2 separate regions of the Homo sapiens genome follow, and region 2 is linked to region 1. A link is a contact called in ENCODE Hi-C data. All regions are on one chromosome and are shown on one strand. Each heading gives the region's core, a stretch centred on a gene start or an enhancer-like site at or near the end of the contact. The rest is flanking DNA. Distances are from core to core; before and after follow the strand shown. Region 1 overlaps SEL1L2 (SEL1L2 adaptor subunit of SYVN1 ubiquitin ligase). Region 2 overlaps NDUFAF5 (NADH:ubiquinone oxidoreductase complex assembly factor 5).

The links. A loop is a pair of places that touch in the nucleus more often than their neighbours do. Pooled maps may share reads with other maps.
Region 2: a map of psoas muscle shows a loop between it and region 1 (2.1-fold over the local background). The contact joins two enhancer-like sites. A Hi-C loop is called at or near these places in 2 of 168 maps with a recorded cell type or tissue (psoas muscle and sciatic nerve) and 4 of 50 pooled maps.

What each region holds. Positions count from the first base shown.
Region 1 is chr20:13,854,195-13,861,069 of GRCh38, forward strand. SEL1L2 (SEL1L2 adaptor subunit of SYVN1 ubiquitin ligase) reads right to left here. Exons shown (of 20, transcript NM_025229.2): 18 at 5,068-5,240. Among named protein-coding and RNA genes, the nearest start is that of NDUFAF5, 73 kb to the left of the region's middle. Within about 2 kb of position 3,302, at least 4 of the 41 ENCODE cell types and tissues checked have a DNase peak (open chromatin) inside an H3K27ac peak, as active enhancers do.
Region 2 is chr20:13,817,229-13,824,103 of GRCh38, forward strand. NDUFAF5 (NADH:ubiquinone oxidoreductase complex assembly factor 5) reads left to right here. Exons shown (of 11, transcript NM_024120.5): 11 at 1-4,352. Among named protein-coding and RNA genes, the nearest start is that of NDUFAF5, 36 kb to the left of the region's middle. Within about 2 kb of position 2,848, at least 3 of the 41 ENCODE cell types and tissues checked have a DNase peak (open chromatin) inside an H3K27ac peak, as active enhancers do.

The sequences.
Region 1 (6,875 bases), core at 2,052-4,551:
TGGTAGATGTGGTTTTGTTTTCTCTGCAGAATCCAAAAATACATGTTACCTAGTAGGTCTACATATATGTATTTGAAACTCTTCCCCAAAGGATAATTTCCCCCACCTTTCTGCCATACTTTAGAACAGCTTTCCTATCCATTGTCTTTAAACAGGCCTGATTTCTTCCATGTAAAAAGGTTGTCATATGTTTCTCGTACTCCATGGTACAAAAATATTTTTGAACAGGACCTGGCAGTGCTGATTCCCCTACCTGAGTTAGCTGGTAGGTATGTTAAAGAGGTAATCTTTAACATACTTATGGTACTTTATTTTTAATTCTTTTCAAGTGTGCGTGTGCCTATACATGACTGTCATTTTAGGCTTAACTATAGCTATGGACAAGTCTCTTCTGTAGTGGACTGTGAGCTCTTTGAAGGCTGTCTTGTTCTTATTGTATCCACAGAACCAAGCACAGTGCTTCCTGATATAGGAAATAGTCCTTGATAAATATTTGAGTGAATAAATAAATGAATGAAAAGCAGAGTGCAATACCATGATGGTTTAGAAGTAGATATCTTTTAAATCTGGGGGTTCTAGCCAGGTGTGGTGGCTCACGCCTGTAACCCCAGCACTTTGGGAGGCCAAGGAAGGTGGATCACGAGGTCAAGAGATTGAGACCATCCTGGCCAACATGGTGAAACCCCATCTCTACTAAAATACTAAAATTAGCTGGGCATAGTGGTGCGTGCCTGTAGTCCCAGCTCCTTGGGAGGCTGTGGCAGGAGAATTGCTTGAACCTGGGAGGCAGAGGTTGCAGTGACCGAAGATTGCACCACTGCACTCCAGCCTGGTGACAGAGCGAGACTCCGTCTCAAAAAAAAAAAAAAAAAAAAAAAAATCTGGGGTTCCTTGAGGGATTCCTAGAGGAGATGACATTGGAGCTGTTCTTTGAAAAATGGACTAGTCTTCAATGGGCATAAATATGGGGTAAGATCATTCCAGCAAAAGGATGATATCTCAGGAGGGCTCAGGTCAAGGTCTTTGAGGGGAAGGAATAAGTAGCCTAGAATCTATATAGGGCAAAGTGCTATATCACACCACTATTACCAAGGTAGGCTAGGTCACTGGGGGCTTTGAATGTGGAATAGAAGTCTGGACTTCATTTAGCAATAAAAAGTAAATAAGATTCTTTTTATTTGTATGTTTGCTTGTTTGTATTTTTTGGCGGTTTTATTTGGGGGAGAGGGTAGGATAGAGGGGTGGGTAGGACGGAGGAGGTAAAGGTTATACTTTATCAAGAATGACCTGTCAGTGCTTTGTTAGATGAATTATTTATTAAGATAATGCTATCTGTAACAAATCCCCAAATTTTAATGGCTTAACACAATAGAAGTTTATTTCTCCCCCATTCAGCATTCCAAAGCGTATGTTCCTGGTTGGTGGTGAATTTTTTTCATGTGGTAATTGTGGGGCCAAACTCCTTCCATCACCTGGTTTTGGGGTCCCCTAAAGCCTTTGTATCTCCTGGCGCCTTCAGCCAATGGATGGGAAAGAGACTGGGGGCAGCCACATCTACTTCTTGGCTGCCTTAGCCCAGAAATGACACCCTTCACTTTCACTTCCACTTCCACGCCCTTGCGAGAGCTAGCAGGTGGATCCAAAGGAGGCTGGAGAACATAGTCTTTGACTAGGCAGGTGCACCCCAGCTACAAGTCCTCACTATGGATGGGGGATTGCAAATCTTTGGTGAACAGAGTCATCTCGGTCACAGATTTAAAGGGAGAACACTAGAATTGAAGACCCCTGAGTAGTCTTTACTACAAGCTGAGGTGAGCAGAAAGTCAGACCTGAGCCAAGGTACAGACAGAAAGGATGGCCAGGAGGGGATGGGCAACAGGCTTTGTTCATGGTGCAATTTCCGAAGTACTTACAAATCAAGTATCAACTGAAAAACTGTTTCTTTGTTTTTTGGGGTTTTTTTTTTTAAGAGGGAACCTCGCTCTGTCACCCAGGCTGGATCTTGGCTCACTGCAACCTCTGCCTTCGGGGTTCAAGCTATTCTCGTGCCTCAGCTTCCCAAGTAGCTGGGACAATAGGCACATGCTACCTTGCCCGGTTAATTTTTGCATTTTTAGTAGAGACAAGATTTTGCCATGTTAGCCTGGCTGGTCTCAAACTCCTGACCTCAAGTGATCTGCCCACCTCGGCCTCCCAGTGTGCTGGGATCACAGGCGTGAGCCACCATGCCTGGCCCTCTGAGAAACAGTTTCATAACAACTTGTGTGTGAATGCTTGTGTTTCTGAACTACTTCAGGTCCTCTCCCAGTTCCTCCCCAGGCATTATTCAGTGTTCTCAGAACAATGATGCAGTCACTCCCATTATTCATTGTTCCCAGAACAATGATGCAGTCAGTGAGACAAGGAGCTCACTGGCTGAGACGCTTCTCAGTGAAGCTACTAGGATAGCTCACCTGCATCATCGCAGCCCCAACTTCCTTTTTGAAAGACAGATGATAAAAATAATGACCCATATTTTAATATTGATTTACCAAGAGATGATTTATACCTTTCTTCCCCAGAGGTCTTAAATGTCTGCATGTTTATAAAGCATTATTCCATATCACCTTCTTTGATTCTCAAAGACACTGTGATAGTGGTATTATACTCATCTTTCTCACTAGTTTGCATGAGGATTAACTAATAAAGAGGATTGCAAAGTGCCTCATTGAAGAAATGCTTAATTACTTGATGACTTAACTGCTGGGAAGGCCTATTCTCCTACTCTCTTTGCTTTCATTAGAACAAGCTTTGGGCTTTTAATTATCAGGATATTCATTTTAAGAATTAGAGAAGGTGATAGCACCTTGTAAATTTGACTCTGAGATGGCAAGATACCTCTGGATACTCAGTTATTATTTTTGTAATTGCTAAACAAAAGAAACCAAATAAAAACAAAGGGCAATGGTCCCTCATTAGCTCAGCCTAAAATTCTCATATCCAAGTGGGAGGTTAAGAGTAGTCCCTGATTTTTTTTTTTTTTTAATGTAGAGACTTTCTGTAGGAAAAAAAAAATAGACTTGTGACTGAAAGAGACTGCTCAAAATGAACTACCCATGATTTAACAAGAACCCTGGTAGAAAAGAACAGAAAACTGGCCAGAGAGAAACTTAAGTGTTTTCCTGAATGTATGAAACGTGTGTCTCAACAACTACTATTTGACATTGTGAAGGAAGTGCTTAGGAAACAGATCAGTGGTGACTCCAAAGAGGAAAACCAAACCCTCTGACAGTCCGCCAGCTGGGCACTGGCCAGCAGTGTGCCTTTCCCAGCATTGCTGGCTCTGTGTCCTGAGAGGACACCTGCCTGTCCCCAGGGACTCAGGCAAAATGGCCTCACCTAGGTGCGAATACAGCTGTCAGGGCAACCAAGTCCTTTTTGAATAACATGGTGGTGCCAAGGATAGGAAAGCTAACATGAATTTAACACATGGAGTGGGGTCACTTTATCCCTTCTATAGACAGTGCTTCTCCCATATTATTATGTTTTGCATGAGGAATGATGAGTAGAGAAAGGCTTTAATCTTATTGAAGCCTTACTTAGCAGTTGCTCTAATTCCCTTCTGATCTAAATAGCAGTCATTCTACATACTGTTTGACTACAAAGCCCTTTCATAAAATCTTATTCATTTTATTCTTAATGCCTGGGGCAGGGCAGATATCTGTTTTACTGAGGTGGATAATGGGTGAGGGGCCCAGGGATGGCTAAATAACATCCCAAGAATTATCCAATTTAGCTATCCATCCTGTCCCATTCTTACCCACATTTTACAAACATGGGAAGCTTACACTGCTAGAAATGGGGCAAACAGACTGGATTTGGATTTGACATTCTTTCCACTGCTTAGGGTGCCAGGGCTAATGAAAAATGATCAGCCAAAAGGCAGGCTGCAGGGGAGGACAGGATGGCAGGGATCCATACCGCTGAATAAGAAGCCCTTGGCTTCACTGTGCACCACTAGCAGTTCTCAAATAGGAAATTCCCTACCAATAATTCTCAATTACTAGCACAACCGGAAGAAAGAAGAGCGCATAGGAAAGCCGATAATTCCCACGTTATTTGGCTCTAGAAACGCAGCCAGGAATGAAAAGCTCACATGCTTGACCACCAAGAATGACTCACTGCGAGGCCCACTCTTTCACCAAAAAACAGGGTCAGATAGGGCTGGGTTCAAATTCTGGCTCCACCATTGACGAGCTCCGCAAGCTGGTTGGCCAAATGACATAACCTCTCTGCGCTGTGGCTTCCTGATGCATACACAGTGGATAGTTCTAGGGCTTATCTCGTTGAGTGGTTGTGTGATGTAAATGACAGAAACGCATAGCCCACTTAACCCAATGCCTGGCTATTATTATCGTTATTGATACTGAATACATCTTTCTCACTCTGTGACACCCTGATGTCATCTTCTGCCTTAATTACTCACTGTCTAAGAGATTTACTCAATACCACCTTGCAGTGCTGGCTGTTTTTCTAAGTGAATATGACTCATCGCCTCAAGTCAAGTGTAGTCTTGGGGGACTGGAGATTCACTCTCTTTGGCCTTTCTAGAGTATCCAGCACTGGGTCATGTACACAGTAGGTGCTTCATAAGACTTTTCTGGATTAATACCACCTTGGTATCCAGCTCTGGTCTCTTTTCACTTTCTCCTTGTTCCTGAGAGCTTGAGAACCAGTGGAAATTTTAATGGAAAGAAAGGCCCAGAGGTGAAGGAAAATGGAGACAGGGCCTACTGGAAAAAGCATGTGCTGCAAAAAGCAGGAACTTACTAGTTGAATTGGCCTAGACTAGATCTCTTCTACTCACCAGTTATGTCCTTGGCATAAATGGAGAAAATAACTTCTATCTCATAAGGTTCATATTAGGGTAAGTAATATGTATTGGCACAAGGGATGGATTTGGCAAATGTTAAGTCCTCTCCTTCCTTCCTCTACATTGATGACATCAATGAAATTCAAAACATTTACACATTCTGTCTTCTCACACAGCTGTCATTACTAGGTTTGAATTATTACCAGCAAAATTACCTTTGTGATGCCTAAGCCGTGTTCATACATATAAGCCAGATTGAACATGGCTTGCGCGTTGTGGTATTTGTTGGCTGCAATGCTGTAGTGTGTGGCTGCTGTTTGATAGTCTTTCTTAGTCCCATAGCCATAGTAATGGTAATCTCCAATTTTTACTCTAGCAAATGCATTGCCTGATAGAAATATTAGAGAAAAAAGAATCATAACTCAAATGATTCATGTATAGTTCTCAGGAATTCAACCTAGTAATCTTGTTTCAGTCCTTTAAAATATATATGTATCTATAGCCAAGTATAAAAAGGAACCAAAAACACTCAGAACCCCAGAACTGGAATTAGATATACTTTATGGAATACAAATATAACACTCAATGCTAACTGTTTTCATTATAGCGTAACATCCATGGTATAGTATGCATGTTTTGTTGTTGTTGTTGTTTGTTTGTTTGTTTGTTTTGAGACAGAGTTTCACTCTTGTCACCCAGGCTGGCAGGCTGGAGTGCAATGGCACATTCTGCAACCTCTGCCTCTCAGGTTCAAGCGATTCTCCTGCCTCAATCTCCCAAGTAGCTGGGATTCCAGGCGCCCGCCACCATGCCCGGCTAACTTTTTTTTGCATTTTTAGTAGAGACAGGGTTTCACCATGTTGGCCAGGCTGGTCTTGAACTCCTGACCTCAGGTGATCCACCCGCCTTGGCCTCCCAAAGTGCTGGGATTACAGGCGTGAGCCTCCGCGCCCGGCCAAATGTTCTTAAAGAACAAAAACTTACCAATTTTACCTTTTAATTTTTTTAAGTAGATTAACTCTTGGGAAGTTGGACCCCATCCCTCCCATTCTCAGACGTCACTCCTGAAGCTCTGCTCTCCTGCGTCAACAGTGTCGCCCTCTTTCCCAGATCAATCCTGTCCGCCATTCAAACACGCTCTGGCATCTTCTATGAACAAAAATAAACCCTCTCTTTATCCTGTGGTGTCTCCTTCTAGCTCATGCCCCATTTCTCTGTTCCCCTTTACACTGAACCTTTTCAAAAGTGTGTTCTATACTCACTGTCTCCAAAGCTTCACCTCCCATGGACTCTTCAACCCACTCCAAACTGGCTTCTGCCCCCTTGCCCGTGAAGCTGCTATTTTGAAGGTGGTAGATGACCTCCATGCAGCCAAATCCATTGCCACATCTCTGGCCTCATCTTACCCGACGTCTGAGCAGCACTGGAGTGATGGGCCCCATCTGCCCAAGCACTGTCCTGTCGCAGCATTGATGGCACTGCCTTCTCTTGGTTTCCCTTCTACTGCATGGGCTCTTTATTTCAAACTCTTGTCTGACTCCTCTGCCCACTTCCTAAATGTGGAATGTCAACGGCTCGCTCCCAACTCCTTTTTTTCTCTTTCTTCTTTTCCCTCTTTTCTCTTCTCTCACCTCTCCTCCCCGCCTCTCTCCAACAATCTGCTCCATCTCAACTCTTTCTCTGGGTGACCTTGTTTCGTTCCATTGCCTGTCTTTATTAACTATTTCTAAATTTATATCTACTATCTCTCTCTCCCTGAGGCCCAGGCTCTTATAATTGCCTCTTGATGTCTCCACTTGGATTTCAAACTTAAAATGCCCAACAGAGATTTCCTAGCACCCTACACCCGTTCCTCCAAACAAAATCATCAGTTTCTTCCCTGTCTCAGTACAGCACCCCCATTGTTCAGGCCATAAGTCTAGGGGAATTATTCCTAGTTCTTTTTCCCTCGCCTCCATCAGCCAATTCATCAAGTCCTGTTGGTTCTGCCTCTAAAACACGCTTAACTCCTGATATCTCCTCC
Region 2 (6,875 bases), core at 1,598-4,097, 37 kb before region 1:
TGTCGTCCAGAATTTTCATCAGAAATGGATAGCTTTAACATCTAAAATTATTATATTTTGAAGCAAGAAGCACTCTAAGCTATTTACTAATAGGCTTTTCATATAATTAGGAAAACCTAATATCACATCTATAGTAACCATTTCAGTTTCATATTGTTTCTGTTCTCATAAGGATACTGCTGAGTGTCTTTGCAGATTCAGCCTAAAAGCAAAGAAAATATTTCCCTAAAATATTTGCAAATAATGTTCACATATGTAAATGCCTTGGAAAATATTACTCATGCTGACCTTTTACACCTTTTTCATTTGTCATACTGTTTTCTTTGCCTTGAAGAGGAACAGATGAATATGCACCTTCTCCAGAGTTATGTGGTTTTAGAATTTAGAAGAGCATGTATCTTTATTAAATCCCTCCTCAACTCTTTTTTTTTAAAGCATCTGAATTTAACCTTATTTCTTTTTTATCTCCATGGTGTGGGTGGGACCACCATGGTTTTACACCCCACCCTACCTTAGGGAAGAAGAAAACATTTTAAAGAATACCAGAAGTAGAATCACATGTAACAGTCTCTGCACAGTCATCAGTTTATTGTTAAGCTTTCCTTTGTAATTTCAGGGCTTAAGCACTATTATCCTAATCCAAGTTCACAGTCCTGTTGTTGTCGAGGAGGGTTCAAAATCATTTGGAGATAATCAAGCTCAGACAGCTTAGGATAGGTGAGAAGAACATAGAGGAAGCAGGGAGAAGGCTGAGAAGCAAGCAGGAGTGAGCGCTAAGTGTTTTGTTTCCAGTTAGCTGTTCGCTGTCTTTTCCATTTAACCTGGGCACTGCCCTAGCCTCATCTTCAGCCTTCAGTGATCTATAATAGCATTTCCTTCTGTCTCCTCTCAGTCTCTCTTCTGCCTTCCTTCCCTCCTTTACTGTATTAGCAACAAGCTGTCCATGGGTGGGGGCTGTGTGTTAGCCTGTACGTAGCACATGGGACTTTCCACATAGTAGATATTCAGTTACATTTTGAACTAATTATATAACAAACTTGCCCTTTGAAAGACTAAGTTATAGTTAAAAACCAAGATTTGTAGGAGAAAAAGAAATTATTGTTCCCTTCAGTTTGAAAAATCATCGATATTTGAAACTGGGATACGCTTGGTAGCTTTTTTGTTTTAACACAAAGTAAACCTGTGAAGTAGAATTTGGCGTTTTGTTTTTTGGGGTTTTTTTTTTTTTTAGCTTAATTTTCAGAACTTGAAGAGAGAGAACAACAACAAAAAACAAACTGCGCTAGCCAGGTGCAATGGCGCATGCCTGTAGTCCCAGCTACTTGGGAGGCTGAGGCAGGCAGGAGTTCAAGGCTGCAGTGAGCTGTCTGTGCCACGGCACTCCAACCTGGGCAAAAGAGGAGACCTCATCTAAAGAAAAATCCACCAAAAACCCTGTGTTTTAAAGTGCAAACTGATGATGGAGGAATGGGTAAATTCCAGGGGTCTATATTTCCAAAAGGACATGTGTTTTTGTGCACTAATACTTGTTTTTGAAGAACACATCTCAGTGTTAAGTGGCTGTTGCTGAGGAAGGGGACTGAGGAACTGGGTGTGTCTGTGTCATTCTGTTTGAATGTCTGTCAGGGGTATAGAAACTAGGAGGGAGACTTGTACTTTTCACTTTTTAAACTTCCTGTAAAATTTGAATTTTCCAAGCAAGAATATTACTTTTGCTTATTTAATGTCAACGGAATTATATGTGGATGGTGGGGTGGAGCTAAGGATTACTCTACTCTGGCTATCCCAAAAAAAGCTCCATTTGTTTAAAAAAATTAAGTAAATCAAACACAGCTAATTGAGGACCCTTATTGTTTAATGTGAGTGATTGTAGTGAAAACACTTATTTTAGTGTGTATAACACTAGTGAAATTATTTTTGTAGTTAAATCTGCTGGAAGTGTGCTATTAAGCTTTTATTGTTTGGAGCCCTCAGGAAACTAATTTTTCTGAATAACCACATTTTCCAAATGATTAAGAGCTCATCCTTTTAAGCAATGAAACTTTTAAAAGGTCTTTATCAAAAATTTTTCATAAATGTTACATTCTTAAATGGTATATGATAAATAATCATCTTTTTTGTTGGTTTATTTTTTTATTTTTTATTTTATTTTATTTTTTGAGACGGAGTCTCGCTCTGTCTCCAGGCTGGAGTACAGTGGCGCAATCTCGGCTCACTGCTGCCTCCGCTTCCTGGGTTCAAGTGATTCTTCCTGCCTCAGCTTCCCAAGTAGCTGGGATTACAGGCGCGTGCCACCACGCTGGCTAATTTTTGTATTTTTAATAGAGATGGGGTTTCACCATGTTGGCCAGGATGGTCTCAATCTCTTGACCTTGTGATCTGCCCACCTTGGCTTCCCAAAGTGCTGAGATTACAGGTGTGAGCCACCAGGCCTGGCCAATAACCATTTCTTGATAACCCCACAGATAATATCATAAACTCAAGTTGTCTGTATTGCTTCTTCCCAGACTGGTCCCAAGAATGCTGTGGTTGGTTTTGTGTCTTTTCCAGCACTTTTCTTACTTGCTGTCAGTTGTCAATCTCAACACCTTGACCAAAATGAACTTTCTTGAGTCATTTCTTCTCTGTTTAGCTATAAGATTAGAATTCATACTGAAAGATTTCTAGGACTTTTGTATTAAGGTAGGAAAGAGGAACTAGGTTCTGGGAGAAAGACTCCTTTGGAATAAAATTCATGAGCTTTATTGGTTCCTTTAACAGATCTTCATTGAGTTTCATGTGCCAGGCATCCAACTAGTCTCTGCTTTTATAGTTGTCAGTCTGACAGGGCTCTAGTATGTGCACACCGTGACACCTGTTGGCTGCCAGGAGACTGTTTGGCTTATTTCCTGGTTCTTAGCAATATTCCAGGTTGGCCTGGAGAATTCCAAAGGTAAATATGAAAATGTATACCTACAAAAGAATTTTTGCTTTATAGGAAGAATTTGTAGGATTTATTGAGATGTAAGCTACCTATATACATCAAGTATGTGATATGATTGTAAAAAGTTACAGAAGTGTGTGAGTCATGAAGTACCTGTGAGGGAAGTTTATATATTTTTTCAAACTCTTTTAGTACCATTTTCATCCACTAGGTGGAAGCAATTACAGTATGACCTGCATTAAAGACATGTACAGTTTTTTGGCCGGCTGCAGTGGCTCACACCTGTGATCTCAACACTTTGGGAAGCTGAGACGGGAGGATTGCTTGAGCCCAGGAGTTTGAGACCAGCTTGGGCAACGTGATGAAACCCTGTCTCTACAAATAAAAAAAAAATTAGCCAGGCATGGTGGCACAAGCCTGTGGTCCCAGCTACTCAGAAGGCTGAGGTGGGAGTATTGATCGAGCCCAGGAGGTCAAGGCTGCAGCAAGCTGTCGCACCACTGCACTCTAGCCTGGGCAACAGCAAGACCCTCGTCTCAAAAAAGAAAAAAAAAAAGTACAATTTTTGTATTGATTATGTATTCCTTAAGTAGGAGTGGAATAAAAGTATTTTACCGTGGATTGGCTTCTGTGAAGGAAAGAAGTGAATATTAGTAGATATTTGGAAAAAAGAAAGATAGTTGATGCAGTGATTATTATTCTGTTCCTTTGTAAGTTACCATTAGCCTCTCTTGCTTAAGAAATATTTTGAGCTTTTTTGGGGAGGGGTTGTGGTTAATGATGTGAAATTAATCTTCAGGAAATTTATCATAAGCAGACTTGCCTTTTCAGATATTGGTATATTTTAATTCTCTACCTGAATACATACATGACAGTTATTTTACCATGCTGGTTTAAAAAACATCAATTTGAAAATACTAGAAGGTGGGGTGAACACTGATAAGTTACTGTTAACAAATAAGAAAATAATGCTTTGCCATCTGTGGTGGTTTTAAAATCTATCCACAAATTTTTGATATGCTTCTCTTTAAGACGGGACACTTCATTCCCCTCTAAGTACAGGCTGAGTTTAGTGATTCCCTTCCAACAAATAGATGGTGTGTCACTTCTGAGACTAGGTAATAAAAGGCATTGCATCCTCCTTACTCTCTCTTGGATCCTTCACTCTAGGGAAAGCCAGCAGCCATATTGTAAGGCCACTCAACTCCATGGAGAAGACCTAGAAGTGAGGAGCAGAGGCCTCCAGCCAAAAGCCATGTGAGGGAGCCATCTTGGAAGCAATTCTCCAGGCCCAAACTTCAGATGACTGTGGTCCCAGCCAATGCATTGACCACAACCTCATGAGAGACCCTGAGCTAGAACCACCTAGCTAAGCCACTCTCAAATATCTTATCTACAGAAACTGAGATGATAAATGTTTGTGGTTTAAGCAACTGTGTTTTAGAGTAATTTGTTACACAGCAATAGATAACTGATACGCGATACACTGTCTTCAGGAGGTGTATTAGGGTGGGCAAGGTATTCTGAGTTGTTATTTTCAGCATAAAACATAGCCCCCTTATTTACAATTAGGTAAAGTTAACATAAACTGTATTACTTTTGTTCTCAGAGAACACCAGACCTGAAATGCTCTTGCCTGGAGGTTTGATTCCATGATATCTTGAAATGGAACTAACTTCCCACATTAAGTTTAGTAGGCCTCAAATTTTCTTTCCTGGGAATATTAGGATAAATTTTTTGGAAGCCTCGATGGGCTAATTTCCAAATGAAATCAGAGAATTTGGGAAGACCATGAGAATTCAGTGAGCTACATAACTGCACACAGATTCTTCAGCCAGTTCCCTTCTGCCGTAGCTGTTGAGTTGCGACAGCTCATTAGGATGGACTGTTGACACTGCATACTTGTTACCAGGCTCACAAATGAGTACAAGGATGTGGAAATAACAAGGACTCTTTAAAGCCAGACTTGATCGTACATTGTTAGTCACTGCTAAAACCAGGCAAAAGTAAATTGCCTGCACTTTGAAAGTGGCCATTGTAACCCGGCCAGTGTCTAGACTCTTCATTCAGGAATCACACGTTTGGCCAGGATGCCCGTTGCTAGTTCTGTCAGAACAGGTCTGGTGGTAGAATATCAGGAACACTTACCAGGTGTACTGTTTTTGTGCTCAGAGTGTTTGTGCTCAGATTGTGAGTGGGAGATTGGGAAGAGGAGAATTCCAAAGAAAGACTTGCCAGTCTGCCATAAAAAACTATGGAAGTCAAAGAAAGGTCGGGGACTGGGAGTCAGGTGGTCTGGGTTTAGTGCTGGTCCTGTTTGTTCCTAATGCTGGGGCAGACTCCATCTCTCTGACCTCAATATCTTCATCTGTAAAATTACAGGTTTGCTAATTGGTGAGTCTCAAAGGAGGCTACCAGCCTGCCTTTCACGTTCCTGAAGGGCTTTTTCAAACACTTCCACCTTTCTCTCCTTGGTTGAGAGTCACAGCCAGAGGGAGCTCATGTTAGAGGTGGGAAATGGTTGCGAGCCATTGGACAGGATGATCTCAGAGGAGCTTTTCAGCCTGACCCCAGAACCTGGGTCCCAAGGCAAAGTGGACAGGAAGCCCTCCCATCTTTACAGTTTCTCAGACTCTGTTGACCTTGGGGACTTCTTTTCCCTTCAAAGTAGACTTTGACTTCCCCTGAGGATAAGATTTAAGAAGGAAGCACAGCATGATTTACTTTGGGTCCCTTAATCTTTAAAAAGTGAGTCAGCATGCTGGGGTTTTTTGGGTTTTTTTGTTTTTGTTTTTACTCCTGGGCTTAAGCTCCCAAGGAGCTGGGCTTACAGGCATGTGCCACGATGCCCAGCTCAATAATGCATTTTGTTGTTGTTGTTTGAGACAGTCTTGTTCTCTCGCCCAGGCTGGAGTGCGGTGGTGCCACTTCGGCTCACTGCAACCGCCGCCTCCCGGGTTCAAGTGATTCTCCTGCCTCATCCTCCCAAGTAGCTGGGATTATAGGCCTGCATCACCATGCCTGGCTAATTTTTGTATTTTTAGTAGAGACAGGGTTTCACCACATTGGCCAGGCTGGTTTCAAATTCCTGACCTCAGGTGATCTGCCTGCCTTGGCCTCCCAAAGTGCTGGGATTACAGGCGTGAGCCACCGTGCCTCGCCAAAGAATGCATTTTCATTTTTAAGTTTCTGGGTCACAAAGGAGGGCCCCAGACCCTTATATGTCCAGCATGGATAGCCTTCTATATTTTCCATGGAAGATGACATTTTCTCATAGGCACCAAGCATTCAGCATTTGGGAAGTGTCCCTTAGTTTTGCACAAAGTTCCCAGTTACTTGTCTAGGTGACAAGTCCTGGCTGCAGAACAGGAAATGCTCAGGCTTCAGGTGGCAGCACTCTGGAGGGCCAAGTGAAGAAATAGATACGAAAGTACTGGTTGTCCATGTAATTTCCTGAGGAGCCAGCTGAACACTCATGGTTCTCCACAAAGGAGGCTTCTTTGAACCTGTACACAGTTGTTACGGATTGGTAAAGCCCTCTTGAAGGCGCCCTTACTGTGCTCTCACCAGGCAGTGTGCTAAGCCTTAGATATCCATTCTCAATTCACATTTCATCCTCAGTTCCCTATGAGATATTAGTACTATTGTCCCCATTTGTTAGATGAGGAAACAGGCTTAGGTTGTGACTTCTCCAAGGTCACATAAGTGACAGAGACAATTTTGACTTCAGTCTTGTATGTGAAGGGAACAGTACAATTAATGATTGTAGTGTGCTGCCTTCTTTGCAAGTCAAAACCTTCTGTGAGCTCCCAGCCTTTCTTCACATCCTCCCTTCCACCATACCCTTGAACACTCCAGCCGCATATTAGAACCAGTCAGGTGATTGCACCCACTGTCTCCAACACTTGCTCAGCCCCGTCCTTGAATCCTTGTCCCTGCAGAACTGCCTGCA